Linked DNA regions of Homo sapiens: regions 1, 2 and 3 are each linked to region 4. Evidence: chromatin loops called from intact Hi-C (ENCODE). Cell type or tissue: endothelial cell of umbilical vein. All regions are shown on one strand. Region 1 overlaps RPS4Y1 (ribosomal protein S4 Y-linked 1). Region 2 holds the start of RPS4Y1 (ribosomal protein S4 Y-linked 1). Region 3 holds the start of ZFY-AS1 (ZFY antisense RNA 1). Region 4 holds the start of ZFY (zinc finger protein Y-linked).

Region 1 (8,000 bases), 77 kb after region 4:
CACAGCTAGGCATGGTGGCACACACCTATAATCCCAGCTACTTGGGAGGCTGAAGCAAGAGAATGCTTAAACCTCAGAGACAGGGGTTGCCGTGAGCCGAAATCATGCCACTGCACTCCAGCCTGGGTGACAAAGCAAGACTCTTGTCTTGGAAAAAAAAAAAAAAAAATGCCAGGCACGGTGGCTCATGCCAGTAATCCTTGCATTTTTGGAGGCCAAGGCAGGCAGATCACCTGAGGTCAGGAATTCAACACTAGCCTGGCTAACATGATGAGACAACCCTGTCTCTACGAAAAATTACAAAAATTGCCAGGCACTGTGGCTTATGCCTGTAATCCCATCACTTTGGGAGGCTGAGGTGGGAGGATCACCTGAGGTTGGGAGTTCAAGACCAGCCTGACCAACATGGAGAAATCCCGTCTCTACTAAAAGTACAAAATTAGCCGGGCATGGTGGCACATGCCTGTAACCCCAGCTACTCGGAGGATGAGGCAGGAAAATCGCTTCAATCCAAAAGGCAGAGGTTGCAGTGAGCAGAGATGTCACCACTGCAGTCCAGCCTAGGCAACAAGAATGAAACTCCAGCTCAAAAAAAAAAAAAAAAAAAAAAAAAGACATACAGGGATGGGGGTGGAGCAGGGTATATGAGACAGTTGTTACAACAGCAGAGAGGCCATAGTACCACAGACAGGCATCAGGCAAAGCAAGAGGTTAGGGGCTTCAGAGAAGCACAGCCAAGAAAGTACACATGCAAGCCCTGAGATGAGATTCCCAAAACCTCTAGCCTGGCTGACTGGTGAAGGTCATACTCCCTGTATGAAGATACATAGGGAAGACTGGAAGAGATGGCTGTTTTTCTTTAGAAAAATAAGCCTAAAGAAACGATGATGTATGAGTTACCAGACAAAAAATTCAAGCTAACCATCTTAAAGATGCATATCAAACTAAGGAAACAGCTACAAACAAAATCAGAAAAACAACCCATAAACAACATGAGAATTATCAACAATGTAAAGGAAACCCACAAAAAAGGATCAAACTCTGGAACTGAATACAATTGAACAGAATTTAAAAATCACAGGTCCAGAAAGAATCTGCAAACTTGAAGACAGGCCACTGAAATTAACAAGTCAGAGGCGCAAAAAGGAAAAAAGAAAAATAAAGGTGAGCCTAAGAGAGGGAGTAGCAGACACCATCAAGAGGAACAATATACAAACTACAAGAGTCCTAGAAGGAGAAAAGACAGAAACAGAGAAAATGAGAACAGGATTTGGGGGAAAGACAGGGAGGGGCAAAAAGCCTACTAGAAGAGAATAATGGCCCAAACTCCCCAGTTGTGTGAAAGAAGATGGACATACAAATTCAAGAAGCTGAACTCCAACTAGGATAAGCCCAAAGCATCAAGAGACAATATAATCAAACTCTCAAGAGTCACAAAGAAAGAATCTTGGAAGCAGCAAGTAAAAAGTGACTCATCATTTACAAGGGAGCTCTTGCTAGATAAGCTATAACTCTGCAATCCAGAAGACAGTGGGATGACATATTCAAAGTGCTTAAACCAAGTGACAACGAAGAGTCTAACTATAAAAGAGCCAAATATGAGCGACCATGGCCCATGACACAACCCTCAAGAGGAGGCCCTGAGAACATGTAACCAAGGTGGTCAGGGCACAGCTTGGTTTTATACATTTTAGAGAGGCATGAGGCATCAATCAAATACATTTAAGAAATACACTGGTTTGGTCAAGAAAGGGCAGGGTTGGGGGGTTATCAGGTCCAGTCTATTGGTGAATTTAAACATTTTCTGGTTGACGGTTGAGTTTGCCTGGGATTGGTAAGAAGGGAAAGGGAATGCTCAGGTTAAGATAAAAGATGATGGAGACTGAAGTTCTTCTGAAGTCTTAGGGAAGTGGTTGCCCTTAGAGACAATAAATGACCAATGTTTCTTATTCAGATTTTAGTTTATCTCTTTAGGATTGGGAGGGTCTGGAAGAAAAAGATTTATCTATTTTAATAGAGATTCTTTACAGATGCAGATTTCTCCTCCACTCCCACGAAGAGCAGCTTTGCAAGTCCATTTCAAAATATGGCAAACATGTTTTGGGGTAAAATATTTTTATTTTCTTCATTGTCTCGTAATGTTATCCCAGAGTCAGACTGGAAAGTAAGTCATGAAATATAGGGTTAAATAAAACCCATCTGATGATGAGTCATGCTCATTTGTAGGGCGTAACTCTCCAGATCCCTTAGATAGGGATTTGGGTAAGATAATCATCAGGGTTTAGTCCTCACAAGAATACCATAACTTTCAAAATGAAAGAAAAAATAAGACCTTCCAAGGTAAGCAAAAGCCACTAGGCTGGCCTTACGAGAAATGCTGAAGAAAAGCACTTCAGGATGAAACAAAAGGATGTCAGACACAAAACCATATGAAAAAAAGAAAGAAAGAAAGAAAATATAAAGCTTTCTGATAAAGGTAAATATACAGACAAATAGAGAATCCTAGATCACAAAGGTGTATAAATCACTTTTAAGTCTGGTATAGAACTTAAAACACAAAAGCACATCAATAACCATAAACCAATGGTAAAAGGATACACAATAGAAAAACATTCATGTGTGCCATCAATAACAAAATTTGTCTGAGGGGATATGGAGATGCAACTGAAGGTAACAGTTGAAAACAGACTGTTTTCACTTTAAGATAATTTATGTAATCCCCTTGGTAACCACAAAGAAAATAACCATGGAAGACACACAAAATCAGAAAGGATTCAAAGTGTTCTTTTATTTTTTGTCACTATAAAAAGTAAAGAGCAGCAGAGCACAAAAAGGCAGGTAATAAGGGAGAAAAAATAGGTATAAAATAGCTACAGAACATACTGAAAATAATTAACAACAGAGCTATACTAACTAATGCCTTCCTTAACAGCAACTATTTTGACTGTAAAACAGATTAACTCCTCACCCCAATCTAAGGACACAGACTAGCTAAATGAATAAAACCAGCCAACCAACCAGTCAAGTTACAACTATATGCTGTTAACAAAAGACCGGTTTCAGATTTAACGACACACACAGGCTGAAAGTGAAGTGCTGAAGTTGATGTTCCAGGCAAATAGTAAGCAAAAGAGAGCAGGGGTGACCAAACTTGGGTCAGACAAAATAGACTATAAGTCAAAAATTGTCACACAAGACAAGGCAGCTCAAAAATGCTTATGTTACAACAGAAGAAAGACCTCAAATGAATAGCCTAACTACATTACAAGGAACTAGAAAAACAGAATAAACCCAAGGTTGGCAGAAGGAAGAAAATTAAATAAGACCAGAGCAGACATAAAAGAAAAAAACAGTAAGAAAAAAGAAAAAAAACTAAGGGTTGATATTTTAAAACAGATTAACAAAAACTGACAAAACCGAAGTTGAGCATGGTTGACTCACTTGGATAACACACTTCCTAATTTGAAAACAAAATACAAAATGACAGTAATTCAACAGTGTGATACTGGCATAAAAGACAGGCAAACAGACCAAAGGAAGAAAATAGAGCCCAGAAATAAACCCAAGCATATATGGCCAAATGATCTTCAACAAGGGTGCCCAGACCTCTCAATGGAGAAAAGACAGTCACTTCAACAAGTGGTGCTGGTAAATCTACGTCCCCATGTAAAGAAACAACATGAGAATACCTTACATTACACCATATACAAAAACCAGCTCTAAACAGATTAAACGTAAGGCCTTGAACTGTAAAGCTCCAAAGACAAACACAGAGACCACAAGCTTCATGACATAAGAGATATAATTTCCTGGACATGACACCAAAAGCAAAACCTGACAAATTTAAAAATGCCTGCCAACCAAAAGAAACAATCAGTAAGGGTGAAAAGGCAACCTATGGAATGGGAAAAAACATCCACAAATCTTACATCTGATACTATCTAAAGATGTCCTACAACTCCACAATACCAGAAACAACCTAGCTAAATACTGGACAAAGGACATGAATAAAACCTTTCTCCAAAGACATACAAACACTCAAAAAGATGTTCAACATCTCTACTCATCACAGAACTCCAAATTTAAAAAAATAATAATGAGATATGACCTCATACCTACCAGGATAGCCACGAGAAAAAAAAAAAGAAAATATATAAAAAGCAAACAACAGCAAAGTGTGGGAAGGAATGTGAAGAAACTGAAATTCTTCTACACTGTTGGTAAGAATGTAAAATGGCAAGGCTGCTATAAAAAAACCGCACAATGGTTTCTCAAAAATTTCAAAACTATCTCATCCAGCAATGCCACTTCTAAGTGTGTATACAAAAACATCCAGCAGGATCTGGAAGAGTTGTCTGCACCGCTGTGTCCCCAGCAGCATTACTCACAGTAGCCAAGAGGTGGAGACAACCCAAATGTCCATCCACAGAGGAATGGATAAACAAAATGTGGTATACACACCCAACTGAGTATTACTCTGCCTTAGAAAGAGGAAGGAAATACTGGCCAAGTGCGGTGGCTCACGCCTGTAATCCCAGCACTTTGGGAGGCCAAAGAGGGTGGATCACCTGAGGTCAAGGGTTTTGACTCCAGCCTGGCCAACATGGCGAAACCCCATCTCTACTAAAAATACAAAAATCAGCTGAGTGTGGTGATGGGTGCCAGAAATCTTAGCTACTCAGGAGGCTGAGGTAGGAGAATCACTCGAAACCAGGAGATGGAGGTTGCAGTGAGCGGAGATAAAGTCACTGCACTCCAGCCTGGGCGACAAGAGTGAAACTCTTTCAAAAAAAGAGGAAAGAAATACTTTCACATGCCACAACATGGATGAACCCTGAGGACATGACGCCAAGCAAAGTTAACTAGTCGAAAAGGACAAACACTATCAATTCCACTTATTAAGACACCACCCAAAAGAGTCAAATTCACAGAAGCAGAGTGGTATGGTGGTTGTCAGAGGTTGTAGAAAGGAGAAAGTGGCAAAGTTGGTTAAAGCACATAGTTTCAGTTTAACAAGATGAAAGAGTTCTGGAGATCTGCCACATAAGAATGTGAATATAGTTAACAACACTAACGAACTGTACACTTAAAAATGGTTAAGGTGGTAAATCTCTGACGTATCTTTTTTTTTTTGAAACCACAATTAAAAATTATTTAAGCATTTAAAACCAAACAAACCAAGAACTACAAAAAAACCTTTGCCCTCACTCAGTGGGTTTCTTGTTACTAGGAATATTGGCTTTGTCATTCTGAGATTATTTTATGTACACTCCCAGGACTAAACTAAGTAAACTAGTAAGTAATAAACAAATAAGCAAAAAAATTAATACCAAGCATGTTTGTGTAAGACAAAGGGATATATATTTCAAATAAAGTTAGGGCCAGGGCGGTCGCTCACACCTGTAATCCCAGCACTGTGGGAGGCCGATGCAGGTGGATCACCTGAGGTCAGAAGTTTGAAACCAGCCTGACCAACATGGTGAAACCCTGTCTCTACTTGGGAGGCTGAGGCAGTAGAATCACTTGAACCCAGGAAGCGGAGGTTGCAGTGAGCCGAGACTGTACCACTGCACACCAGCCTGGTCAACAGAGCAAGACTGTCTGAAAGCAAAATGAAACAAAACTCCCCCAAAAACAAAACAAAACAAAAACAAACAAGTTAGGTGGGGGAGAAAAAAAAATCTGTTGAATTTTAACTGGGAATTTGATTTAATAAACAAATGAGATACAACATATCATTTCATTGGAGATAAGAAGTCCACATCCATTTTAAAAATTATTCTCGGCTGGGCACGGTGGCTCACGCCTGTAATTCCAGCACTTTGGGGCGCCAAGGTGGGCGGATCACAAGGTCAAGAGATCAAGACCATCCTGGCTAACATGGTGAAACCCCGTCTTTACTAAAAATACAAAAATTAGCCGGGCATGGTGGCAGGCACCTGCAGTCCCAGCTACCTGGGAGGCTGAGGAAGGAAAACGGCGCAAACCTGTGAGGTGGAGCTTGCAGTGAGCCAAGATCGTGCCACTGCACTCCAGCCTGGGCGACAGAGCAAGACTCTATCTCAAAAAATTAAAAAAAAAATTATTCTCAAAGGTATGCAAACGTTTGAGAGACAAGCATAAGATGCTCCTACCTACCCACTCTCCAGCTTCGTAACATTTTTAAACTCCTGGCCAGCTTTGATTCATCTTTACCTATGCAGTCCTGCGCTGGATCACTTAGAAACAAATGGCCAGTACCAAATCATTAGAACCTGAAATATTCTCACAAGCCACTCGAAAATCTAAGTAACTCCGCAAATGTTTCTTAAGTGTGTTCCAATATATACATTTTTTCCTTTGTCCCTTTACCCAAGTTTGTCTTCATTCTTTGACAAGAATACTTCCTGAATGTAAGTATTCCTGCTATTACTTCCTGCTATTACTAGGAGGTGCATGATATCTGGTTATCTCTGTGGTCACACTGAAATCAAACAACAGGTTTAGGTATCACAAGCATGACACATCCTGTTTAATATCCCCTCTCAATATTTTCCCCTAATGGGAAGCCCTCTCAACTTTCACAGCGAAGAAACAAACATTCTTGGCTAAAATTTTCAGGTCAACAGTAAATAACAGAAGTGCAGGCAGCACAGGTACAAGGTCATAGTGGTCAAACAATCAGACAACCCTAGCCTGTGGAGTACTCAACTCAAGACAGCCAGCCTAGGTTCAAACACCAAGGCAACTGAGGACTTTGGCTAGGTCTTAAATCAGAGTCCAAGTGAGGACTGCGGGGGTGCCATAAGCAGGTAAACAGGGAGGGCAGATAAGCAACAGAACAAAATCAAAAAAAGCAACAGAAAAAAAGTCACTGAAGAATGGCACAAAAGGAGTTGCCATTGTTTGTTGTCCCTGACCTATTCTTTCAGTGTTTCTGCATGTCTAAAAATTTCTGTTAAAACAAGTCAGGCAAAATATTTTACTTCCTTAGCTGATCAGGTATTAGCAAGCACTTGGGTATAAACCTGTCAGGAGTCAGAGCCTGAGGTGTAGGGAGGAGAAACAAAGCTGTAGACACATCTTTTTCTCATCACTAGCTTAAGATTATCTGGACAACTTCAGCCCTTCACCTCAAGGAACACAGCTAAACTTTATCGCATTTAAAACAAAGTTCCCCTCTTCTGACAAACAGAATGGACACAGAGTTTACATAGCTATGGTTTACATTCTTGAATGAGGCTGGGCTACTGGAGATAGCCCAAAGGGACATCACACCTCTACTCAACATCAAGAACCCACTGCAAACCCAAGAGACCATGACACAATATGCTCTTAGAGAAAACCAAATGTGTTTTAGTTCTCTCTAATCATAATGGGTGTACAGACAAAACAGAAGAATAAAATAGAAAGAAAAAGAAAAGACAAAGAGGGAGGTGGCAGACAACACAAGGGAAAAAAAAAACTTACCTGTATCAAATTTGATAAAGTTGATTATCTTGCCAGTCCCTAAATCAATCTGCACAGTATCGTTCACCTTGATGACAGGATCTGGGTAGCGGATGGTTCGAGCATCATGAGTCACCAGGTGAGGGATTCCCTTCACTCCCACAGTAATCTTCCTCACTTTGCACAACTTGTACTATAAACACAGCAAGGAAAATCAATTCAATATGTAAACACAAAGCCAGCCTAAAGCAGTCACCCAGACATTACTTATCCCATCGATTTCCAGCATTTCCTCGGTCAGAGAAGGAGTGCTCTTGGGAAAAACTATATTAACCAGTCACAGAGCTGATGATCTCCCATACTGATTTAGTAATTTAGACATTTGGGAAACCTTGCCAAGGGGGAATCTGTTTCAGAACCCTCTGGTGGCTGCTGGAAGAGTGCTCAGCTGAACTAACCTCTGGTCCTTTATCACAGGCTAAAAGCCTGTTGCCTGTGTATCTGAGTGGTAACACACAATCAACTGGTATATCATTTTTTCCTCAGGGACATATTTCCAATTGATAGTCCTC
Region 2 (8,000 bases), 94 kb after region 4:
CCTGCTCCTCTCCCAATACATGTCATCCAACAAAAGAAAGTGAATACATTTATGGCTGCTCTATTGCTTCCTATGTTCTTGTGCAATAGCTGCTTGAGACTGTGTGCTGGGTTAACGCACTCAGGATCCTGAGGAGAAAACATACATGAGCACACCCACAAATACCAGGAAACCAAATGAACAAGCAGACCTCACATTTAAGCAAGCAAGGCTCCAGGCTCAGCAGGCTGCCCAATCAATGTCCTGGCCCCATTTACGCCCTCCATGACTTCGCTTATCAGGAGTCCTGCCTCACTCAGGATTTGGGGTTTTGAGAAACAAAGCAAAATGCTAAAAAAAAAAAAGAGGAAGGAAGGAAAGTAAGAAAAGGAAGGTCTGTCTTTTCTAACTCAGTGGCTGGATCCTAGGAATGTCCGGCCTGGAACCCCATCCACTCGGTAGCATCCACACCTGACAAAGTAATCATCCCCCTGCTTTCTGGACAATGCTAGGCTAAAAAGCTGTACTGAGCCTTTCACCATGAAAAGGGTGAACAAAGCACTAGGTCAGAATTCCTTACCTTTCCCTACCTTCCCTCTTGGTACACTTTTTCCCTAGAGGTGTGTGACCCTTCTGCCCCTCCTCCACCCTCCCCGCCAAAAAAAGCTGCAAATCCATCCTTGGAGATCCAGAATAGTTAAGTCATCAACGAAGTGGGAAGACAGAGCCAAAACCCTGTTCACTGACAAAGATTCTCTCCTTGACCAATCGTTAGCCAGTTTCCTCTGAGCCCTCTTCTTGGCTAAGCTTCAACCTTGACCTATGAAGACCTCAACACTAACACAGCTTCTAAAAGCTCAAGATGAGCCCAGTCTGCCTCAAAATGCCTGCCTGAGAAAACTCAAGGCTGCCAAAAGAATTTACTGTTTGTTCCAGCCAACACCTAAGGACAGCTCCTCTGTCTCCCAGTCTCTGCCGGGAAGGTAGGAGCCTAACTTTGATAATCCGCCAGCATGCAGCCACTGCTGGCCTCATCCCATTTACATTATCAACCCCTTTCCAGCTTTTCACTTGAGCCTTGCCACTCCTCTCCCTATCCCTCATTCTCCTTCTGAAAGGACCAGCAGTAACTTCTGCAGAAATCTGAAGTTCAGTGTCCAGTTTTATCACTGGCAACATGAGAGCCCTACATCTTGTCCTTCTCTCAACCTGTTCCTTCTTCAAAACAAAACAAAGAACTCTTTCCTTACCCATGAATCCAGCAGGGTATGTGACATCCACTCGAACCTTGCCATCAATTTTGATGAAACGTTGCATACATATCTTCTTTACCTCATCTCCAGTCAACGCATACTTGAGTCTATTCCTGAGGAAGACGATCAGAGGAAGACATTCCCTCAGCTTGTGGGGACCTGTCGATGGACGAGGTGCCTGTAGAAGACAAGGAAAGGTAACCTAATCTAAGAAGATCCACTCCTTATGTAACCAGATTGAGCAGATGACGTACTTTAGTTCTGCATAAGTTCAGCTGAACTTAACTTGTTGTGGGGAAGAGGAATACAAGAGGGCAATTATTTTATTAGTTTAGAGGTCTGTCTTGTTAGGAAGGTCATATCCCCAACCATGGAAATCTCATTTTGTGCCCCTTCCTTCCCCAAATCTAGCCTCACAACCATCTCCCCATTTTGCCCTGCCCCAAGCACCACTGCCACTCATACTCCTTCTTCAAACCTCCCTTGAACACAACACTACATCCCATGTATCTCAAGTGTAGCTTACGCTTTACCCAAAACCTTATGAAGACATATTCTACTACTCTCTCACCATGCCAGGCTTCAAAGTTCCACACAAGCCCTGCCGATGTTGCAGGACCACCCTGTAATACCCAATGTGCGTTCCTCCTCTCTTGGCTGCTTGCCGGCTTAAGTGTCATCAAATTCACACCGCAACAAATCCTGTAACCTATACTCTCGCAGTTTTGGTGTTATACTGTCCTTAGGATATCTGCTACCAGTACATATAAAAGTCTCAAGGTCTGTCTTGAACACCACTCCCCAATTACCTTTTAAGTTTGGATCACACAAGAATCTCTTCCAATGGAGACCGTTCAAGCTGCTTCTACAGATCCCTCTCTAGCTTTGTCTCTCTTAAAACGGACTCGCGATCATTAACCACACACTTTCATCAATGTCACAGGGAAAAGGAGAGGAACCCACAAGACTAAGGGACCAAGTTCCCAGCAAGTCTTCTTAAAGAGTGCCTTGCTCATCCACTTAACAATAGAGAAAACAATGGCCCATCCAGGGAGGTCAAATAGTAGGTGACAGTAGCAGAGGTAGCACTTGGAAGCAGAAACTGACAGGGACAGGTTGCAAATCCAGGTCCCCAGCCAACACACTGCCTATGTTCTCTCTGAAAATATCAGAACAAGGAAGACAAGTTTCTACTACTCAGTGTTCAGAGTTCAAACTGTACCAAGAAGAGGCCAAATCAAGTTAGTTACTAAGTGCCTCCTAAATGGAGACCCTCAGAGCTAAATATAGTCTCTTACCACATTTATTCCTGCTCAAAAAACCCTTGGCATCTTAAGCGCCTCGATTCTGTCTTCTTCACACTGGCTCCTCTCTGTCTCAGAAGACCAAGACTTTACAGTTTTAACCACTCTCTCCTAGTGTGACCACACCATCAATGTGGAAATTGCCTAGTCTCCTTGTGAGATGCTTGCCTACTGTGCCTCTGAGTATACTGCCCTCATCCTGCCAGGTCTTCAAGGTTGGGTTCAAGAGCCTCCAGACTTTCTCACACAACTTCTTGCCCTTGTTTCGTGGGCTCCTGTAGCCTTTACTATTAAACCAGTAACTCGGGCTCAACGTAAAAAGCAGCTACTCCACCCTCTAAAACAAGGGGTAACTTTAAATTAAACGCATTTGATTATTAATGGGGGACTCAGCGGACTGTCACTGAACTCCTTTCTTATGTGGAATTGGACACATTCATTAACCCACCCAGCTCTGGGCTCAGGAAGTGCCCTCTGAAGTGGCGAGCTAAAAGAGCAAAGGAAACCATCGGGACGTGACATCCTGGCCCTTTGTTGCACAGAAAAGTGCAAGGACAAGTTCAGGGTGCGGGAAGTCTTTACCAACGAAAATCCCACATAACAAACAAGCAAACGCCGCCCCCAAGAAATACCGAGCCACAGGTATTTAGCATGCACTCTTGACTAAAAAAAACAAAAAAAAACCACAAAAAACAAAGTTATACTCACAAATACACCCGTTAGTTTGTCAAGCATCCAATGCTTCGGCGCTGCAACACGCTTTAAGTGCTTCTTGGGGCCCCGGGCCTGAAAAGGACACGAAACTCAGAGAAATTAGTTTCCGCTGACAGTGAAATGCCCTCATCTTCAGCTGTAGGAACTGCTAACGGGTAATACCTGACTCAAGGAGAAAAGATCGCCCAGCCCATACTCAAGCCCCGTTTTGAACAAATATTACTTCCTGCCAGACCCCAGAAGAGACCACGCAAAGCACAGACCTTTGAAAACTTGGCGGGTCTCCCTAGCATCCGTCAAGAGAGCGTCCACAGTGCTCTCCAAGCGAATCTGAGGCTGCTTCAACGTGTGAAAATAAGCTAATCCGGGTAAAAAGCCACTGCCGGGCTGCGTCAAGGATGGACTCACGTGACGGCCCCCAGACCGAGCACAACGAGACACACTCTTCTCAGACCTCCCCTCTCCAAATCGGGTTTCCTGAAGCAGCACCAGCAGCATTCCCACCCACCAAGTAGGGGCGACCGAAAAGTGAAACATCGCCAAGGTAGAACGGCCCTTTTTCAAATGATGGAGGCAGATATACTAGGAGTTAGGAACTATCGGTCTTACCATGGCGAAACTCTGCGACGGAAGAGAATCTGTTCTTTTCCGGTGCAACCAAAGTCTGTTGTCGTAAACCGCAGGAAGTCAGATGAGTGAGAAGTTTAGTTCCGGTTTCTTATTCTTCCGCTGTAGAGTTCATATCCTGGAACTGAATTTCTTAGCATTTTCAGTTTCTGATACTGATTTACAGGTGTCAGTTATGCCGCAGGACTTTTTGTTGTGCCTACCCCCCGTCAAGTTGGCTGAGCTGGGAGGACGCAGTTTACACTCTTAAACTTATCTTTCGCCGACCTTCAAAATATTTAGCAAAAGTCCTGAAACAGCACGATTTAGGAGCCTTAAAAAAAAATGCCAATCGTGAGAAATAACCTATATGATTCCTTGTGACTGTGACATGCTGTGATTGCAAAATCATGATTTGTTTCAGAGACAAATCATTCCTTGTTCAGGATTGGGGCCAATTTCATAGGTTTGGGAAAGTACTAAAATCGTCTGTACCGTAAACATTGAAAGGATAGGTTTCATGGCATTTGAATTTTAAGTCGAATACCTTGCTTTGGATTAGCTCGTGATGATGGCTGCACAGCTCTGTCCATGTCGTAAAACCTGCAAAACAATTCACTTTTAAGAGAGTGAAGTCCGCTATGTAAGTTGTACTGCGCAGGCGTGTGTGTGGTCACAGCTTCCATTGGAATTTTTCACGCGCGTCCGCCTGACAGAATTGATATACAAAAAACAACCAGCCAGGCCGGGCACGGTGGCTCACTTCTGTAATCCCAGCTCTTTGGGAGGCCGAGGTGGGCGGATCACGAGGTCAGGAGATCGAGACCATCCTGGCTAACACGGTGAAACCTCGTCTCTACTAAAAATAAAAATACAAAAAATTAGCCGGGCGTGGTGGCGGGCGCCTGTAGTCCCAGCTACTCGGGAGGCTGAGGCAGGAGAATGGCGTGAACCCGGGAGGCGGAGCTTGCAGTGAGCCGAGATCGCGCCACTGCACTCCAGCCTGGGTGACAGAGCAAGACTCCGTCTCAAAATAAACTAAATTAAATTAAATTAAAACAAAAAAACAACCAGTCAAATGAAGCTGCACTTCCTTAATGTGTACAATTTGATGAGTATGGACATAGGCGTAAATCCACGATACCACCATCACAATCGAGGTAATGAACATCTCCATCACCTCCAAAAGTTTCCTTGTGTTCCTTTCTGGTTATTCTCTCTCTCTCTCTCTCTCTCTCTCTCTCTCTCTCTCTCTCTCTCGGCCAGTGCACAGGTTGGTTTCATACATTTTAGGAAGGCAAGATGTAAGATGTACATGGTGCAGGACATTGGGGTGGCTTGGTGGGGGGCTGGGGCAGTGGGAAGGTAGAGTTTGATGTCGTAAGAGACAAATGGTTGCATTATTTTGGGTCTCTGATCAGCCTTTCACTAAATACACAATTTAACTGTAACAGGAAAGGTAGAGGCCGGGTGTGGCAGCTCACACCTGTAATCCCAGCACTTTTGGAAGCTGAGGCAGATGGATCACCTGAGGTTGGGAGTTCAAGACCAGCCTGACCAACATGGAGAAACCCTGTTTCTACTAAAAATGCAAAAATTATCTGGGCGTGTTGGCACATGCCTGTAATCCCAGCTACTCAGGAGGCTGAGGCAGGAGAATCGCTTTGGAAACTCTGTCAAAAAAAAAAAAAAAAAACAGGAAGGGTAGAGGAATAGTCAATTACTTTCATAGTCTGGCTCAGTGAGTCTGTATTTTTACATAAACAGTGTAGCAGAGGAAACAATGAGATAGGCATTTGTTGCAGATGTGCACATGGAGGACTTTCTGTCTTGCACCTGTGAAGATGAGCTACCAATGTAGGTCGCCAGGGTGAAATTAAACAGAACTGCTTTGGAGTAAAGATCTTGAGGTGCATGGCTGGGCGTAGAACCTCTGCGCTTTCCAATTTGAGACCCTTGGTGGGCAGTGCCTAAACACAGAGGCAACTGCAGGTTTCTGGCTGTGGGCAGTGAATCTAGGAGTTTCCGTGTGGAGGCACCAAATCACCACTGCTCAGTTTGTTTAAGGTATCTGGGTCTTTTATAATTTTTTTTTTCTTTTCTTTTTTGGTCTTTCAGTGGCTGTTTCCCTGTAGTTCCTTGGAAATTGAGGGCAATTAGCTAGGATCACTCTCTTGTGTTACCTGAATGCCAAGGAGTGAATAGGAATAATTGTCCTGTCCAGAAGGGGGAAGGACCTTTTTTTTTTTTTTAATCTGTTCCAGGTGTGGTCCCTGATTCCTATGTGTGATGCAGCTCAGAGTAGACTTGCAAATGTTGCAGGAGATGTAAACCTTCTTTTCTTATTCTCCCGTTATCCTACTCAACTGGCTAAGAACAAAAAACGAACCCAGCTTCCAGTTCCTATCATTAACGTTCATGGAATGGGAAGCATGGGAAATCATGGCCTTATCAAATTATAAGGATGCCAGCAGTCAAGCCTTTCCTGCAGTGACAAAAATGAAAGCTCATAGTAGAGGCGGGCAGATCACGAGCTCAGGAGATCAAGACGATCCTGGCTAACACGGTGAAACGCTGTCTCTACTGAAAATACAAAAAAGTAGCCAGGCATGGTGGCACGTGCCTGTAGTCCCAGCTACTCGGGAGGCTGAGGCAGGAGAATCGCTTGAATGTGTGAGGCAGAGGTTGCAGTGAGCCGAGATCGCGACACTGCACTCCAGCCTGGGTAGCAGAGCCAGACTCTGTCTCAAAAAAAAGACCTTGAGGTCCACAATGAATTTCTCTTTTGGGGCAATTGTGAGGAATCTATGTAGCTTTTTTTTTTTTTTTTCCTGAGACAGAGTCTTTCTCTGTCACCCAGGCTGGAGTGCAGTGGCACGATCTCAGCTCACTGCAAGCTCGCCTCCCAGGTTCACGCCATTCTCCTGCCTCCGCCTCCCAAGTTGCTGTTACTACAGGCGCCCACCACCATGCCTGGCTAATATATATATATATATTTTTTTGTATTTTTAGTAGAGACGGGGTTTCACCACGTTAGCCAGGATGGTCTTGATCACCTGACCTCGTGATGCACCCGTCTCAGCCTCCGAAAGTGCTGGGATTACAGGCATGAGCCACCGCTCCCGGCCCTATGTAGCTTTTTTTTTTAGCTTTGTCTTATTCTCATCTCAGGTTTGCCTGCCACAGTTCCCAGCTTGACTTTTCTCTTTGGCCTCGTAGTGATTTGGGGGTTCCAACATTTATTTTTCCTTTCACACTCTCTTAGTTGAGTAGTGCCATATGCATAATTTCAAAATAATCAAGGTGTAAGAAAATGTAACAAACTACTTGGCAATATACACTCCTACCTTAAATCAGGGATTGGGTGATAAAGCTTCCTTCCAAACAGTAAGCAAATTGATGTGTTTACTGAGCACTTATTCTGTGCCAGGCATGCGTTTTCACTTTTCACATGGCCTAAGTGTGTTGAAAGAGCCTTAGCCAAACAGGCTAAGGGATGTGGTAATGTGGCAGGCCAGGTCTCACTAACACAGGCCTCTATAACAACTGTTTCAGCACTGACTGATGGGTTAAGTTAAATATTAAAAGCTGAAAAAGCCAGTGTCCTTATACAAAGGCTGGAATGCAACAAAAGTCCACCAAGAGTTTTCCCCAGGCCTTTCCTGAACCTTAAAAGCATGATTAAACAAGTTTTACTGGGGATCTGAAGAAACTCTTCAGGCCTTCACAAAAAAGTTTCTTAGGGGGTCTGAAGGAACTTCTCAAACCTTTATGATTTAGCAGGTGACAAGTATAATCATCCCAGCACCTGCACCCACTGAGATTAAGCAAATTTACGGAGACTCCAGAGGAAAGTCTTCAGGACTCAGACCTTGCTTGTAGATTAAAAGAAGTATTCACATATGTCTTTAGATGAATGCACACTTACATGTAGATATAGAGCTTAGAAGCTATAGAAGCTCTGGAAAACTTTGTAATTTTGAGTCGGCCTGGCAATAATTTCCAGGCCTTCTCCCTGTAACCGCTTGTAGAAATAAAAACTCTTCCTCCCTCCCTCTGGAGGGAAAACATGCAACTGGCACTTGTACACTCCTAAGGTCAGAGACATCTGACTCTAAGATTGGGGGATGCACAGGTAGGGGAA
Region 3 (8,000 bases), 67 kb before region 4:
GTACAAGCACTGATTGGCAGAGCCTGGTTAGATACCACCACTCCAATTGTAAGGGAACCTAGTATGCTGAGGTTCTACAAAGAAAGGTGATACACTCTGCCATATAACTTGAGGAATTCCTGAAATATAGGGAATTTTAGATTCTGAGCAGCCAAACTAAGTGACCAATGGCCACCACCTGCCCATCCCAATAAGTGGCCAATTAGAGAAAAGTCATGATCCAGAGGGAAATAGGGATCAATGGGATATCTTATATCAGGCCAAGGAGATGTAGAAATTTTCATAAAAACTTTCATTAATTCCTAGCATATTGCAACAGATACTTGGATAAGATGGTGCAAGCTGGCTAGGAAAGCCAGCTCTTCCTGGTTTGCCTGGGATTTTTTAAGTTTTTTAACAGTTGGATACTCTGACAATAAAGGTTTATAGTTGGATACCCTGACAATAAAGGTTTATAATTAGGACATGCCTTCAGTCAACAGCATTATGTTGCCTTGATTGTCAGTGTTGTGGGAATCAGGACACTGTTGTGGGAATCAGGACACTGGAGAGACCAGTGAGGGGAACAGGACGATTGTATTTAGGTGGCCACCAGCTCAGCAGATTAATACCCAGAGGCTGAGCAATGAACAAAGAAAGGGCTTGACTTTTATTCATGAGACCAAAGGGTGTTGGCCTGTGGTGCAAAACTTGTGGGGTGGGGAAAGCAAGCTTACAGAAGCAGAACAAACGCAGTTAATCAAACTGTGACAGGTCTTGTAACTCAGGCATGTCTTGTGACCTTTGCCATCCTGCACAGATGGGAAAAACAGGACCTTACAAAATCCTTGCAAACTTGCAGAAGTAGTTACAAAAATAGTTATACAAGCAGAACAAAGAATGATGGCATGGGGAGAGAATTTCAGGGAGAGATTGAAAAGAACTTGTTTTTCTTCTCCCTGATCTTGTTAGTCCTATGGCTGTTCTTTCCCATACCCAGCCATGGACTTCTTGCATGGCTTTCCCTAAGGCCTGCATTTGCCTTCTTAAGGACAATTCTCCTAGCTCACAGAGATCACCCTTAATTTGACCTATGATTGGGAGTGGCCGGCCGAACAAGATCTCATAGGGCGAATACCCAGTTTGGTGCAAGTGCACCTGATTCAGAGGAGGACCATGGGCAGGATCTGATCCCATCTTAGATGTGTTTCTTGGCAATATTTCTTTAATAGCTGCTGGAGTGTCCAGTTCATGTGCTCCACTTTTCCTTAGCTTTGCAGCCAGTAAGCTATGTGTAGCTTCCACTTCCTGAATCCTCAGGGGCTTGGTTTGCAACAGGTAGGTCCTGCACCAGTCTATATTCATTAGTCCCCAGTTTCTGCACTGGCAAAAGGAGAGTGTTCTACAGTGACTGTCATCGGGCCAAGATCCTGTGTTCTAATTGCCACTTCAAATGCCCTTGAATGCCATGTATTGCTTCTCAGGGAAGTGGGTAATAACGAAACCGAACCAGTGTTTCTCCTGATTTTAGTTCTACTATCTTTTGTATCTGGTTCACAGCGAGGGTAGGGGCATTATCTTCAGCCCACACTCTACGAATTTTACTAGGCACCCATACAGCTCATCTAGCCCCAGCTTTGACAACCCTTCTGCATACAGCCTCCATTCTTCCACCTGTGGGACATCAAGAGTTAACACCATATATTCAGGATGGTGGCAGGCTTAAAGTTATGGCCCCTTAGGCCCCTACTTCCACCTCTCCCTCATCACCCTCTGGACATTCATTCTTCCAGTGTCCTTTCTTCTTGCACCCCACACACTGGTCCCTATCTAGTGCTGCCTGATCCTCGGGTCTTTGCCTGATTTGACCTCTTCCTTGTCCGCACCTACATCCACTTCGTCTTGGGACATTCGCCCCCCTTTCCATAAGTGCTGCCACCAGCAAATTGGCCTTTTCCCTGAGTCTCCTCCTCACAGTTAGTGTACACCTTGGTGGCCACTTCTAAAACCTGAGTGACATTCATGCCAGTGAAACACTCTAGCTTTTGCAGCTTTCGCCTGATGTCTCCCTGGGTTTGCCCTACAAACACTGCGTTTACCATGCACTGGTTCTCAGTAGCCTCAGGGTCAAATGGACTGCAAAGCTGGAAGGCCTCATAGAGTCTCTCATAAAACTGGCTACAGCTTTCATCTGCTCTCTGAAGCACCTCTGAAATGTTTCCCATATTGAATGCCTTTTTCTCTCCTTTTCTCAAAACTTGCAGGAGTGCCTCTTGGTACCTCTGCAGTTGCTGTAGTTGGGCTTCCTTGTTTGGGTCCCAGTGCGGGTCTGCTTCTGGGAACTGGCCCTGTGCATATGCCAGGACATTAAGGGTGCCTTCCAGTGCATTGTTTTCTAGCCACTGGTGGGCTACCTAGGTCACCCTTCAGCATTCCTTGGTGTTGAACAGCATCAGGAAAAGCTGTTTGCAGTCTGGCCAAGTTGGATTGTGTGTCTCAAAAATAGACTGCATCAGATTTTGTGAGAGCTTGGGGCTTCTCCATGTAGGAGGGAGTATGGTGTTTCCAGTTTAGGAGATCAATAGTTGAAAAAGGGTGATAAATGAAAGTTGGTTGCCCACCCTTGGACCTGGCCCTGTTCATCATAATACATGGGTCCCCAAGTTTCTCAGAGAGGCATCTGCAAAGCTCTTGCAGCCAGATTAAAGGCGGCCTGCTTGATCATTTTGACCTTCCTCCTTGACCTCCTGGGGCAAGGGCTCAGATTTCACACTTTGGGGTTAGCCTGAGGTGTATCATCATCTGAGTCTGGCTGCTATTGGGCCAGGCTTGGTAAAGGTGGATAGATTGGTGCATAGGGGAGAGGGGTTTCTATTTCCGCTGGTGGTTCCTGCAAAACTGGTTTTTCTTGTGGTTTTTCCTTTCTGTTTGTAGCTGACAGTAAAGCTGAATTCTCTTTCACTTTTGGCTCAGCTCGAGCTACCAGTGTTCTGCAATAAGCTGCCAGGCAGGGCTCTAGCCATACAGGTCGAGTTTGAATTATATTCAGCCGTGAGTCAATATAAGGAAATTGGCCTGGAAGTCCAGGCTGTCCTCCGACCTCAGTCACCACCTTAAATACACAGCCAATTATTTCCCCATCTATAGTTCCTTCGGCCGGCCATCCAATACTGAAAGAGGACCACTCTATTTCACAGACAGTTCTCAACCTCTGGGGGTCAACTTGATCCCATAATCCCCCACATAATCTTTCTTAAAGTTGTTTAACATGCATTCTAATGGGGTGGGTTTCAACAACTTCCCTCCCATTTCCTCCCATTTACAGCACAATTCACTCACTGTTTTACTTTCACTTCAGACCGATTAGACTGTCTCCCTCACAGGAGTATTTCAGACACTGCTAAGCTTTAAAGGAGGGTTTGAGTCCCAAACCCAGACCACCACAATCACTAAACTGTGGGGCACCTCCCTAGCATACAGTCTATGCTAAGAGACCTGTGGCTCCACACACACCATTCCCCACGTTGGTTCCTTTTGGAATCGTCTGTTTCACACACATTCACACACCTCCCCACTCCCGGTTTCGTTTCTTAACTGACTTAGCAAGCCACTTTTGTGTCCTGGGTTGGTTGGGGTGTAGGTTTCTTCCAAATTTGCGAGCCACTCTTGCATCCTGGGTCATATTACTAGGTATACCCTGGGAGGTGATGAGGCTCCCCTTCTGTCATGGGACAGGTCTTGCCTCGGGCCCAAACCTTACCGAGGTCCTGTAGCACACTGTTCCTTGAATCATCCTGTAGCCCCTTAGGTTCTGTTGTGCTGTCAGAGAGCGGCACCAGGTTGCGGGAGAGCTGATCTCCCCTCGGGTTGAAGTTGTCCTGATAGCATGCCTGGAGTCACGGGTCTCCCCCAGGCTGGGGCCCCAGACCCACAGGCAAAGGAGACAGCAAACCTGTCGTCTTCACTCCTGGCTGGCTCACCAAAATGTGGCTGGAATCAGGAGACCGGAGAGACCAATGAGGGGAACAGGACGATTGTATTTAGGTGGCCACCAGCTCAGCAGATTAATACCCAGAGGCTGAGCAATGAGCAAAGAAAGGGCTTGACTTTTATTCATGTGACCAAAGGGTGTTGGCCTGTGGTGCAAAACTTGTGGGGTGGGGAAAGCAAGCTTACAGAAGCAGAACAAACGCAGTTAAACTGTGACAGGTCTTGTAACTCAGGCATGTCTTGTGACCTTTGCCATCCTGCACAGATGGGAAAAACAGGACCTTACAAAATCCTTGCAAACTTGCAGAAATAGTTACAAAAATAGTTATACAAGCAGAACAAAGAATGATGGCATGGGTAGAGAATTTCAGGAAGACACTGATAAGAACTTGTTTCTCTTGTCCCTGTTTTTGGAACCCATTTCTTCAGGGCCCCTACCTGGCCTTGCAGGTAATGTTATCACAGCTGTAGCTGGACTTTGGAGTGAGTCAGCCTGGTCAGGGAAGGACTTGTTTTTCTTTTTACTTGTTTTTCTTATATTTCCTGCTTCATGAGCAAGAAACAACAAGCTTTACCTTCACAGTAGAAGAGTCCAGCAGAACAAAGTTGGAAGCAGAGGGAGTGAATCTAAACCTATGGACAGATTCATCTTGGAAACCCTAAGTGAGGCTAAAGGTGAGTGTCTAGCTGATACCAGAAAGTCATTATGACTAATTCTAACTGTTGGAGTGCAAAAGTCAGTCTCAAAGCTAACAGCCAGTACTAGGAAACAGAAACAAAGTAACAAGAAACTCTTATAGCAGCAGAGTCCTCCTAAATAATTCCATTGCCTGGTATTTTTCATCATTAATCTACTTAGAAAGAAAATTGGGCCTTTTTAAATTATTATTATGATGAACTGCTCATAACATAAAATTTTCCACGATAATCATTTTTAAGTGTACAATTCAGTACTTTTAAATGCCTTCACATTGTTGATGTAACCTGTTTCTAGAACTTTATCTTGTAAAACAGAAATGCTATACCTATTAAAACAACTTCTCCCTATTTTCCCCTCCCCACAGTCCTGTCAACCATCATCTACATACTGTCTCCCTGAATTTGACTATTCCAGGGACTTCATATAGACAGAATCATGCTGTATTTGTTCTTTTATGTCTGGCTTATTTTACTTAACACTGTTTTTACTGTAAGTCCAGTTGTAGCATATGTCAGAATTGTATTCTATTTTAAGGCTGAATAACATTCCATTTTAAGTATATTTCATATTTTGTTTATCCGTTCATCTCTTAATGGAAATGTGAATTGTTTCCACCTTTTGCAGTTGTGCATACTCTTGCCATAAATATTTATGTCCAAATATCTGTGAGCCAGGCTTTCAATTATTTGGGGTATATATGTAATCTTGGAATTGCTGAATCATTTTCCACATCAGCTGCACCATTTTGTACTTTCACTAGCAATTCATAATATCCATTTTCTCCACATTTTTCCCAACACTTATTTGCTCTTAAAAGTAAGTATTAATTTGTATGAAATGGTATCTCGTTGTAGCTTTAATCTGCATTTCCCTAATGGACAATGATGTTGAGAATCTTTTCATGTGCTTATTGATGATTTGTATATCTTCTTTGGTGAGAAATGTCCATTCAAACCCTTAGCCTATTTTTAATTGGTTTTTCTTGTTGAGTTGTAGGAGTTATTTATATATTCTGGATATTAGTTTCTTATCAGATATATGATTGACAGATATTTTCCCTATTTGTGGATTGCCTTTTCACTCTGTTGGTAGTGTTTTTAGGTATTCAGAAGTTTCTAATTTTGTCCAGCTTACATATTTTTTATTTTGCTGGGTGTAGTGGCTTAAACCTGTAATCCCAGCACTTCGGGAGGTCAAGGTGGGCAGATGACCTGAGGTCGGGAGCTTGAGACTGGAGTCACCAACATGGAGAAACTCTGTCTTTACTAAAAAACAAAATTAGCTGGTCGTGGTGGCACATGCCTATAATCCCAGCTAATCCCAGATTCTCTCGAGGGAGGAGAATTGCTTGAACCCAGGAGGCAGAGGTTGCAGTGAGCCAAGATTGTGCTATTGCACGCCAGCCTGGGCAACAACAGCAAAACTCCATTTCAAAAAAAAGATATTCTGAAGTATTTTATTCTTTTGGATTCTATTTTAAATAGGATTATTTTCTTAATTTCCTTTTCAGATTATTCAGTGCCAATATATGAAAATATGACTTATTTGTATGTACTGAATGTCTAACAGTTTGTGTATTTTTTTGTGTAATCTTTATGTTTTCAACATAAAGGTTTACGTCATTAGCAAATTAAGATGATTTCATTAATCTTTTACAATTTAGATGCCTGTTATTTTTTCCTTGCCAATTGACCTGCCTTAAATTTCCAGTACGCTGTTAAATAGCAGCAATTTAGATAGGCACCTCTGGCACAGTGGCTCACACTGTAATCCCAGCACTTTCGGAGGCCAAGGCAGACGGATCACTTGAAGCCAGGAGTTCAAATTCAACTTTTCCTTTTTTGCAGAATTTCTGTGTACTATTTACCAATGATCTAAAACGCAACATATTGTAGTGTAAACCTAAAAAAACAAACACAGAGACTCTTTAAAAGAAAAGGTGTTTATTTGGAAAAGGAAAATTGCAAGCAATGCACAAGCTATAGTAAACTAGGTGCACATTCAGAGCAGTAAAGGAAGACAAAGGAGCTTTAAAGTAGTAAATGAGGAGGATTACATAACTGTTATGAAATAACTATCCCTGGCTACAAAGATCAGTAACACAGGTGTGTGGGTAAGTCAGAAAGAAAAGTAACAAACATAATGCTAGTCTGAGGTTGAATAGGCAGTTGTTGGCAGATGTCTTGTGGAAATTTTTTTGTGGAAATTTTTTTTGTAAGTTTGTGATATGGTTCCGATCTGTGTTCCCACCCAAATCTCACACTGAATTGAAATCTTCAGTATTGAAGCAAGGGCCCTTTTTGGGGGTGATTGGATCATGGGGGCAGTTGCTCACAATCCCCCTTTGGTGCTGTCATTCTGATAGTGAGCTCTCCTGTGATATGGTTGTTTAAAAGTGTGTGCCACTTTCCCCTCTCTCTCTGGATCCTGCTCCAGCCATGTGAGACACTTGTATCTGCTTTGCCTTCTGCCATGAGTTAAAGCTCCCTGAGGCCTCCCCAGAAGCACATGTTTCCATGCTTCCTGTGCAGCCTGGAGAACTGTGAACCAATTAAACCTCTGTTCTTTATAAATTACCCAGTCTCAGACATTTCTTTATAGCAATATGAGAACAGACTAATAGTGATACTAACAATCACTTGGTCCAATAACCTTTAAATCCTGGTATCCAGAATTCTGCATAGTAGTTTAAACGGGCTTGAAATTAGTTTAAATAAGACCACTTAAATGGACTAATAGTTTGTGATGGACATTGTGCAAGGTTGTAGAGTTTTGTAGAGTCTTCTTTGCTATCAGGCATACAAGTACCTATATTCCTGGCCTTTCCTGGCTCCATTTGTTAGGAATTTTTTTTTAACATTAGGGACTCCATTTTTAATCTGACAGCTTTCACGGTATACATGTGTAATATTGTCGACGTAAAGTAATTTGCTTCTAAGTGTCAGATAAAAATAATCGGTGAGAAGGTCCAAAGTTGGGGGAAATAAAGAATGTGGCTTTACTACAATATCAACCACTATGTGACTTTAACTGGCAGCCTCAATTCTCATATTTATAAAACAACATACTGAAGAGTATTCATGTTTATACCTTTTTCCCACATTATACATTTTCAAATGAATACTATCCACAAATCTAATATGCCAAAGTGATCAAAAGCCTGCTGCTAACTAAAAAAAAGAGTATGAAAAAAATAATGAACCAAGAAAAAAAAGGCAGCTGATATGGCTAGGTGTGCACATGTAGGATTATTTTCTCCCATCATGCTATAACTATCCACGACCACCTTACGGTTTCATTGTACTGAACCCTGTTTAAACTACCTCTGCAG
Region 4 (8,000 bases):
TGTAAATGCTAGATGACAAATTTGATGAGTGAAAATAAGAGACAGTGATGCAGGGAAGAAGTTTGGAGAAAACAAGTAATTAATCTCAAGTTAAATTCCACATTTAGGTTAGGAAAACGACCAGAGCAGACAAAGAAAGCACAGAGAGTTTCTGAAATGCAGTACACTTTCATGTGACACACCAATTACCTGCTGTGGAACCGTTTCACACGTTGAGTAATACCAGATTTAGAAGCGGGAAGAATAGAAATAGAAGGACTAGTGAAACTAAAGAGAAAACAGATAAGGTTTTTGTAAAACGAGCATACCTATGAATATTTATAGGAAGGGGCAGGCAGAGAGCAGGGAAAAGGGTAAGCAGAGAAAATGGACGTTGAAAGCAGCACTTCTTCCATCGGCAAAAGAAAGTGTAGGAAGAAATAAAGAAAAAGCATGAAATGAATGAGATCAAACATATGTATCATATAGTCATCTATCTTTCTCAATTAAGTAATGAAGTAATATGCAGGGGTTGAAGAATTTAAGAATCTAAAAAGGTTTGCAATTGCCAGAATGCATAAATGCAACAATTCAAAGGATATCAATTAGTGACAATACAAATGTAAACAGAGTTATTTATTTATATATATATATATATATATATATATATATATATATATAAGCACTGTATGCTTTTTGAAAGAAAGTTAAGGGGCATCTATTTGAATATAAATACACATAAATTAAAAACTAACAACTCATTCATCCAAGATAATTGGCTACCAGAGGTCGGGCACCGTGGTTCACGCCTGTAATCCCAGCACTTTAGGAGGCCAAGGTGGATGGATCATCTGAGGTCAGGAGGTCGAGACCAGCCTGACCAACATGGCGAAACCCCATTTCTACGAAAACTAGAAAAATTACCTGGGTATGGTGGCACACACCTGTAGTCCCAGCTACTTGGAAGGCTGAGGCAGGAGAATCGCTTGAACCCAGGAGGCGGAGGTGGCAGTGAGCTGACAGCAACAATGCACACCAGTCAGGTGACAGAACAAGACTCCGTCTCAAAAAAAAGAAATTGGCTAGCAGATCATCAAGGTCTATCCTATCAGGCAAAAAAATATTTTATACTTAACAATTTCCTTATAAATCCTTTAAAACTATACACTTGCCTATGTTCTTTTTGCACATCCACTGCTGATGTACTGGAACATCTACAGCTGCTGTACTGTACAAGATACAGTTCTATCTTCTTTACAGCTCTTCAGCTGTCAAGATATAAGGCAACTACCTCTACAGTTTATGCTGACCCCTTAGCAAGTCGACAACTAGATTGCATTAAAAATTTGTTTTGACGGCCGGGCGCGGTGGCTCACGCCTGTAATCCCAGCACTTTGGTAGGCCGAGGCGGGTACATCACGAGGTTAGGAGATGGAGACCATCCTGGCTAACACCGTGAAATCCCGTTTCTACTAAAAAAAAAAAAAAAAAAAAAAAAAAAAAAAAAAAATTAGCCCGGCGTGGTGGCGGGCGCCTGTAGTCCCAGCTACTTGGAAGGCTGAGGCAGGAGAAAGGCGTGAACCCGGGAGGCGGAGCTTGCAGTGAGCCGAGATCGCGCCACTGCACTCCAGCCTGGGCGACAGAGCGAGACTCTGCCTCAAAAAAAAAAAAAAAATGTTGCTTTGACTACCTCCTGCAATATACTGCCAGACACTTTTGTAAAACAGCAATCTCTAGTTCCCTTCAGACTTCTTTGAATCATCAGCGTTGTGATCTGCTGCAGTCTGGGAAGACTCAAAACCTGCGTTTTATTTAGTAAAAGTCTAGGAAGCAAGTGCTGCTATACATGTTCTCTGAAACTACTGCATCTAGGACCCTCACATATAAAGTGAACAGCGAATTTTAAAGCTTGCTTACCTTCACCAAGAAGAAGGGCAAAGTTTCATAAAGCCACCTGAAGGCTACTGCATTTCTGAAAACTGCTTTTCTAAACATACCTCTCAAACTGATTTCCTGTACTTTTGTAATTTTCAACCACAGTAAATACAATTTTGCTTACAATTTTAAATAGGAGCAAAAGATTATTTGGTAAACTTTCGATGCAAAAACGAAGCAGCAGTCTAGTAGAGACTAATTCAAAAAATAGCCACATTCTTTTTTTTTTTTTTTTTTTTTTGAGACAGACTCTCACTCTTGTTCCCCAGGCTGGAGTGCAGTGGTACGATATCGACTCACTGCAACCTCCGCCTTCAAAGTACCTGGGATTACAGGCGCGCGCCGTCATGCCTTGCTAGTTTTTTTGTATTTTTAGTAGAGACGGGGTTTCGCTATGTCGGTCTCCAGCTGGTCTCGAGCTGGATTCGAACTCCTGACCTCGGGTGATCCGCGCACTTCGGCCTCCCAAAGTGGTGGGATTACAGGCGTGAGTCACCGCACCTGGCCAAAAAACAGCTACCTTCTTGATCATCCATCCAGTAACGAAAACACTTATCAATTTATACTAGCTCTCAATCCTTCTCAACCTTTAAACTTTTGTAACAGCTGCAGCCAGAGCTCAGCATAAACTGAGGTGTGCCACCAATGTATTTCAAAATCTACTTTTTACAGCCTAAATTTGAATCCCTTTCCTATCTATATTATCCACTCCAGCAAAACCGTAAATATTTGCATCTTCTACAGACATTTCATTCTTGTAATGACCTCTCCTACTCCCATTCCTCACCCTAGCTAAACCCCATCTACTTCAGGATTCCCAATTTTGCAAACTGAAACCTCGCCTTCCTGTGAAATGCCCGCAGCAAACTTTTTGCAGTCACGTTCTGCATTAAGAGCCTTTTAAATCTTTCTTAGCACCTAGCACTGTCCAACGCTCACATTACTGTGCTCCAATTTTCCAGCAAAGTTGTACAAAATGCTAACAAAAGTATTTTGAAGATGAAACTGTATAAGAAATTTCAAATAAAATCTCAATGTCATCATGGGTATATGAACCTACAAGTAATGCATGAATTGTCTTTCAAAAAGAAAAATACCTCTTCTGCCTATTTTCCATCTCTTACTCAAAAAAAGTACACGGACTAAAAAAAAGCTCGCTCGTTTAAATACAGCTCATCAAAAAAGTGTTTCCACATAAATGGGAAAAGTCGCCTTGGGGAAATTTTATTCCTCTGCCCTCGTGCTGTATAATTTGTACTGTACTGTCTATTGGACGAGTGCCTAATAACTTTTTCATAATAAATTCCAGTTCTATTTTGCAGATCCTCGAAGAGGCAATGATGGTTGAAAAATAAGCGCATCGAAGGTCCCCGAACAGCCACATAATGACTTTAATTAGGGGAAAATAAAATTTTCTGGAATTTATGTGCTCTCGTGAGCCTAGATGCCCGAATTGCCACCTGCTGAAACGGGTGGCTGTAGACTCTCGGAAGGGCACAGAGCCGGGAGCGCTGAGGGGCGAAATGACCCCGGCGCCCGAACGGACGCCTGCGGCATGTCACCTAAAGCGTAGCCGACACTGCACCCAGCCAAGGATGGGCTGTGAGGGGAAGGCCGAAAGGTGGCGCTGCCGCAGGCGTCTGGAACGTACGCGCGCATATGGCGACAAAGGCAAGGGCCGCCAAGGGAACGAGCACGCCCTGTTGCGCAGACACGCCGTCGCGCCGGAGGCTGCGCTGCCGCCGCCGCCGCCGTCCTTTTCCCCATCCCCGCCTCAAGGATCATAACCGAATTTTTTTTCCAGATACCGCCTTCAAGATGGCGGCTCCGCCTCCCGACAACACTCTCAATACTCCCCAGCAGCAGGCGCCTAGCAGCCGCCATCTTGCCCCCCCGTCCCTCCTCCCCTTCGCGGACATTTACATAGCGAAAATAGGCCCAGCAGGCCTCCGGCCTTCACCTCACGCCTGCAGCCTTCGCCTTCTCGCCCCCGTGCCGTGCCCTGCGTCCGCAGTGGTGTCGACCCCAGGTCCATCAACTGCCTTCCGGACAAACGGGCGAACTTTTCCCACCCTGCCCGCTTATGGAGCGCACCTCCGCAGCCGCTCAGGGCAACTGGATAATCACTAGGCCTAACTGCGGCCTCCTCGGGGCCTGTTCGGCGCCGAGCGCCACGCCGGCCGGCCTAGCGCGGGAGGGCGCCCTACGGGACGCCGACCAGGCCACAAACAGGTTACTGCGCGCGCACTAGGCCCCGCGGCCGCGGGGGCACGCGGGACTCACCCGACGGATGTGCGGGCGGTCGGCGACAGCGGCGGGTGCTGCAGGACGGCCTTTCTCTGGAGCACTGGGCCGGGCTCCGGCTGGTAGGGCGGGCGGAGGGAGGGAGGAGGGGCCGAGTTCGGAGCTGACAAAAAGCGGCCCAGCTCCCCGGCACGGGCCCGCCGTCAGCACGTCACGTCACCGCCCGGGAGAGAGACCCAGGAAAATGCGGGATGGTAGTTGGGCCCCCTCCGCCCGGTGGGCCTCTCGGCGCCCCGGGTCGGCGCCGGTCACGCCCCGAGTCCGGGGAGTCCAGTGACCTCACTGCGGTGGGGTCTCCGGCAGCTGGAGTTTCCGTCACAACGTTCCTTTTCTCCGCGCGCCCGCCGTCACCACTACTTGCGCACCACCGCCTTAGTTGGTTGCGTGCAGGCAAGCGGCCCCGCACCGGGCCAGGCCACCCCCTGCCATCTCCGGTGGACCTGGGATTCCTAATCTCCCACACCCTGCGCCAGGCTCTCCCGAGACCTATCGCCTCTCGGCGCCAGTCCTAGCCAAGGCGACAGATCTCATTGTTGCAGGCCCTTAGACCCCCGCCCTCAGTAAACGTGTTTACTTTATTCCTAGGGTTGAGGAGGAAAGCAGATACAGACATATAGCATTCCCCACTGTCTCCTTTGTTGGCTTTAAAAAAAAAAAAAAAGAAAGTAAATGGACTTGCCACAGTGTACAGGCAAGAGGAGGGGAGGATTATCCTAATCAATTACTGAGCCAATTGATTTTTTTTTTTGCGTTAACGTAGGTATTTTGACCAAGATTTGTAATGTCTAGTGTGTGTTCTTTATGGCAGTGTTTCATCTTTTGGCATCCTTGAAATGTCAGTTTTGTGTAATTGTCTCATGAACAATGAATTATGCACACCCTTTAATAAATGTAAACTAACAATTGGTTTTGGGATTGTCTTCTTACAAAATTATTTATCCTCTTAAAGTTTAAAAAGGCTTTAGAGACTGAGAGGAAAATGCATTTGATTAAACAGATAGTACTGATGAACTCCAAAAACGTGTATTGTGCGTTTTCATTACTTTACGTTTTAATGCACTCTAATTTCCCATTAAACTAGGTACCCAAACTGTGTTTAAAAGTTGCTACTAAAAAGTTAAACATGCCTATCGCGGTCGCTCACCTCTGAGCGCTTTGGGAGGACAAGGCTGGAGTATCGCTTGAGGCCAGCAGATACAGGCGGACAGCTGTGATCAAGCCACTGCACTGCAGCCTGTGGGCCAGAGCCGGTAATCTCTAAATGTAGAGGCCAGGTATTTCAGTTTTCTAGCATACCTATTTTTAAAACTCAGAAATCATCTTGTCCTTAACTGAGAAACCTAAAAATCATAAAATGCTTTACGAAAGGAAAACCAGTGGTACATAGTTGATATAATGAGTTAAGTGCTGGATAGCAATTCTCTTTTCAAACCATTGGTTTGACCTTGTTTTCTCAAGTCGTTACCTTTTGTTTCAAAAATGATAAATGAGAGGCGGCTCACCCCTGTAATTCCAAAACACTTTGGAAGGCTGAGATAAAATCAGCTTGTGCTCAACTGATAGTTGGAGACAAGCCTGGAAAATAGGGCGATCCATCTGTACAAAAAAATTGAAAAGTGCTGGGTGTGGTGGAACACGCCTGTAGTCCCAGCTATGGGAGGCTTAAGCCCATTTGTTTGGGCTATGATTGTGATACCACACTCCAGCCTTTATGACAGAGCAAGATCTTGTATTTAAATAAATAAAATCTTGTTTGAGAAATTTTCATCAAGTTAAGACAATGTATTTTGAGGAAAGAAAAGTATTTTTACATTATGTTTTTCAGTAAAAAAAACTAGCCTAATTTCATATGTAATTAACATAATTTCAAAATACTGATAACGTTCAAGTTTTTAGAGATGGTACCTGGCTCTGCCACGCAGGCTGGAGTGCAGTGGCACCTTCGTAGCTCACTCAGCCTTGAACTCTCTAGTTCAGTGTAACAGCCATGGCCTCCCAAAGCACTGGGATTACAGCTGTAAATCAAATATTTTCCAAAGGCCTTCATTTAATGTCCTTATGGTATGTCAAGAATGGGGTCTCATGTCAACTGTAAGCAACATGGTCAGAACACAAAAAACAAAGTAAACATTATTGTTAATACTTACATGCTTATCAAAAATCCTAGTATTATTATAAAAAATTACCAATATATAAAGCACTTCAGAAAGAACAGCTAAGGAATATAAAGGAAAAAAGATGTTTCCTAATCTGAAAGATCAGAGGTAGTTCAGATAAACTAAACAGCTTTTGACATTACTTTTCATTCATAATGTTAACTTTTGGTGAGAGACAAGGAAAGGATGGTCTAATTTTAGTTGTCATATAAGAAAAGTCTTTATTACAGTCCAAGAAAGATTATAAATGACTACAGATGAAGTCAACTATATTTACATCTTTTTACCTTCTCAAAGAAACACAACAGAGGGAAAATTTATATAGGGACAATGATGAGATAATATTTCAAAAGTATATTGTGAATACAAAATAACTGGCTGCAAAGCAAATAAACTTTTATTACTGATAAAATGTACCTGTTGTTCACAGTTGCTAATGTGTCTCAGCTTTGAAAGTAACTAACCAGCTCACAAAGATCGAGGTTTTAATAAAGTAGCTACAATTGCGTAAAGTAGCTACAATTGCATAAGCAAGACACAGTACAAGGTCTTTATATCTTTTTCCAAAAGAAGATGAAGCAGAAAAATAAAAAAAAGAATTTTACTTCCCATCACTAAGAAGGAATTTACAAAAAAAGATTATACTAGTTTTTGAGAAAACAGAGACACTTCAATAGTATAGAATTAATTCATACACCAAAATGTAAAAGCATGTTATCTAAAATGTCTCAAAAAGCTTTATGGAACCAAAATTTAAAGACATCGTATCTAAAACTTCTCAAAAAGTTTTATAGAACTAAGTGTATTAGGCTGCTATGGAGGCCATAAGAAAATACCACACTGAGTGGTTTAACCAAAAGAAAATTCATTTTCTCACAATTTCAGAGCCCCAAGTCCAAGATCAAAGTATTGACAAGTTTGATTTATTCCAAGGCCTTTCTACTTGGCTTTTAGTGATGGCAGCCTTATCACTATCTTCACCTGATCTTCGCTCTGTGTCTATGTCTGACTCTCTTGTAAGGACACTAGTCATATTGGATTAGAGTTCACCCATATGACCTCATTTTACCTTAATTACCTCTCTGCAAATGCAGGCACAGTTGGAGGTACTTGGAGTTATAATCTGGGGAAGGACACATTTCAGCCCAAAATACTCTACCCTCTGGTCGCTCAAAATGCATCTTATTTCTCACATGCAAAATACATCATTACTAGGGTGTGTCAAAAAACGTTGTGATCCAGTTTGAAGAGGCTTGTACTGGCTAATGATGAGTATCAAAATACCATTTTATTGCAATGCACTTAAACCCATTGGATATATCCAAAATCATGAATCCACAATAACATATTTCAAAAAATTATCACCTTTGAGGAATGGTAGAGAACCAACACTTGTGAGAAGAATGTCTGATTATGAAAAGAATAACATGTTTATCTCATACAAATGTTTTTCCCAACCAAAAACAGTGATAGCAATTTTCTCTTTATAGATGTATTCCCTTTTTCAGTCTGTTTTCTTATCACATGTCATGTAGCCTCCAGAAAACTCCACTGTACACCTGTGGAAAAATAAGAATGCAAGAGGCAGTATTTATGGTTATATGGAAATAGTTTTTTGTTGTTGTT

What was found. Hi-C counts contacts between places; a loop is a spot of excess contacts. Peaks named below come from ENCODE experiments on the same cell type or tissue, not always from the same donor. Only the 100,000 strongest peaks of a DNase experiment are listed, where the experiment ranks them.
Region 1: a loop joins it to region 4, with 4 times the contacts of the local background. A loop is called at or near these places in 25 of 110 quality-filtered maps.
Region 2: it touches region 4 in a loop (4-fold over the local background); 22 of 110 quality-filtered maps call a loop at or near these places.
Region 3: it touches region 4 in a loop (2.6-fold over the local background); 14 of 110 quality-filtered maps call a loop at or near these places.

Annotation. Positions count from the first base shown.
Region 1 is chrY:2,854,221-2,862,220 of GRCh38, reverse strand. It overlaps RPS4Y1 (ribosomal protein S4 Y-linked 1), which reads right to left. Exons shown (of 7, transcript NM_001008.4): 5 at 7,450-7,621. Among named protein-coding and RNA genes, the nearest start is that of RPS4Y1, 17 kb to the right of the region's middle. In endothelial cell of umbilical vein, a CTCF peak has its summit at 4,416; no DNase peak of the experiment used is centred here.
Region 2 is chrY:2,837,487-2,845,486 of GRCh38, reverse strand. RPS4Y1 (ribosomal protein S4 Y-linked 1) reads right to left here and starts at 3,885. Exons shown (of 7, transcript NM_001008.4): 1 at 3,860-3,885; 2 at 3,245-3,322; 3 at 1,230-1,410. The coding sequence starts at 3,862. In endothelial cell of umbilical vein, no CTCF peak of the experiment used is centred here; a DNase peak (open chromatin) is centred at 3,796; H3K4me3 peaks cover 1,512 bases; H3K27ac peaks cover 1,120 bases.
Region 3 is chrY:2,998,957-3,006,956 of GRCh38, reverse strand. It overlaps ZFY-AS1 (ZFY antisense RNA 1), which reads left to right and starts at 4,331. Exons shown (of 3, transcript NR_144458.1): 1 at 4,331-4,644. It overlaps LINC00278 (long intergenic non-protein coding RNA 278), which reads right to left and starts at 3,961. Exons shown (of 4, transcript NR_046502.1): 1 at 3,740-3,961. In endothelial cell of umbilical vein, no CTCF peak of the experiment used is centred here; DNase peaks (open chromatin) are centred at 3,056, 3,316, 3,496 and 4,536; H3K4me3 peaks cover 818 bases; H3K27ac peaks cover 1,158 bases.
Region 4 is chrY:2,931,644-2,939,643 of GRCh38, reverse strand. ZFY (zinc finger protein Y-linked) reads right to left here and starts at 4,263. Exons shown (of 8, transcript NM_003411.4): 1 at 3,875-4,263. In endothelial cell of umbilical vein, a CTCF peak has its summit at 3,519 (motif pointing right); DNase peaks (open chromatin) are centred at 3,663 and 4,733; H3K4me3 peaks cover 2,474 bases; H3K27ac peaks cover 2,344 bases.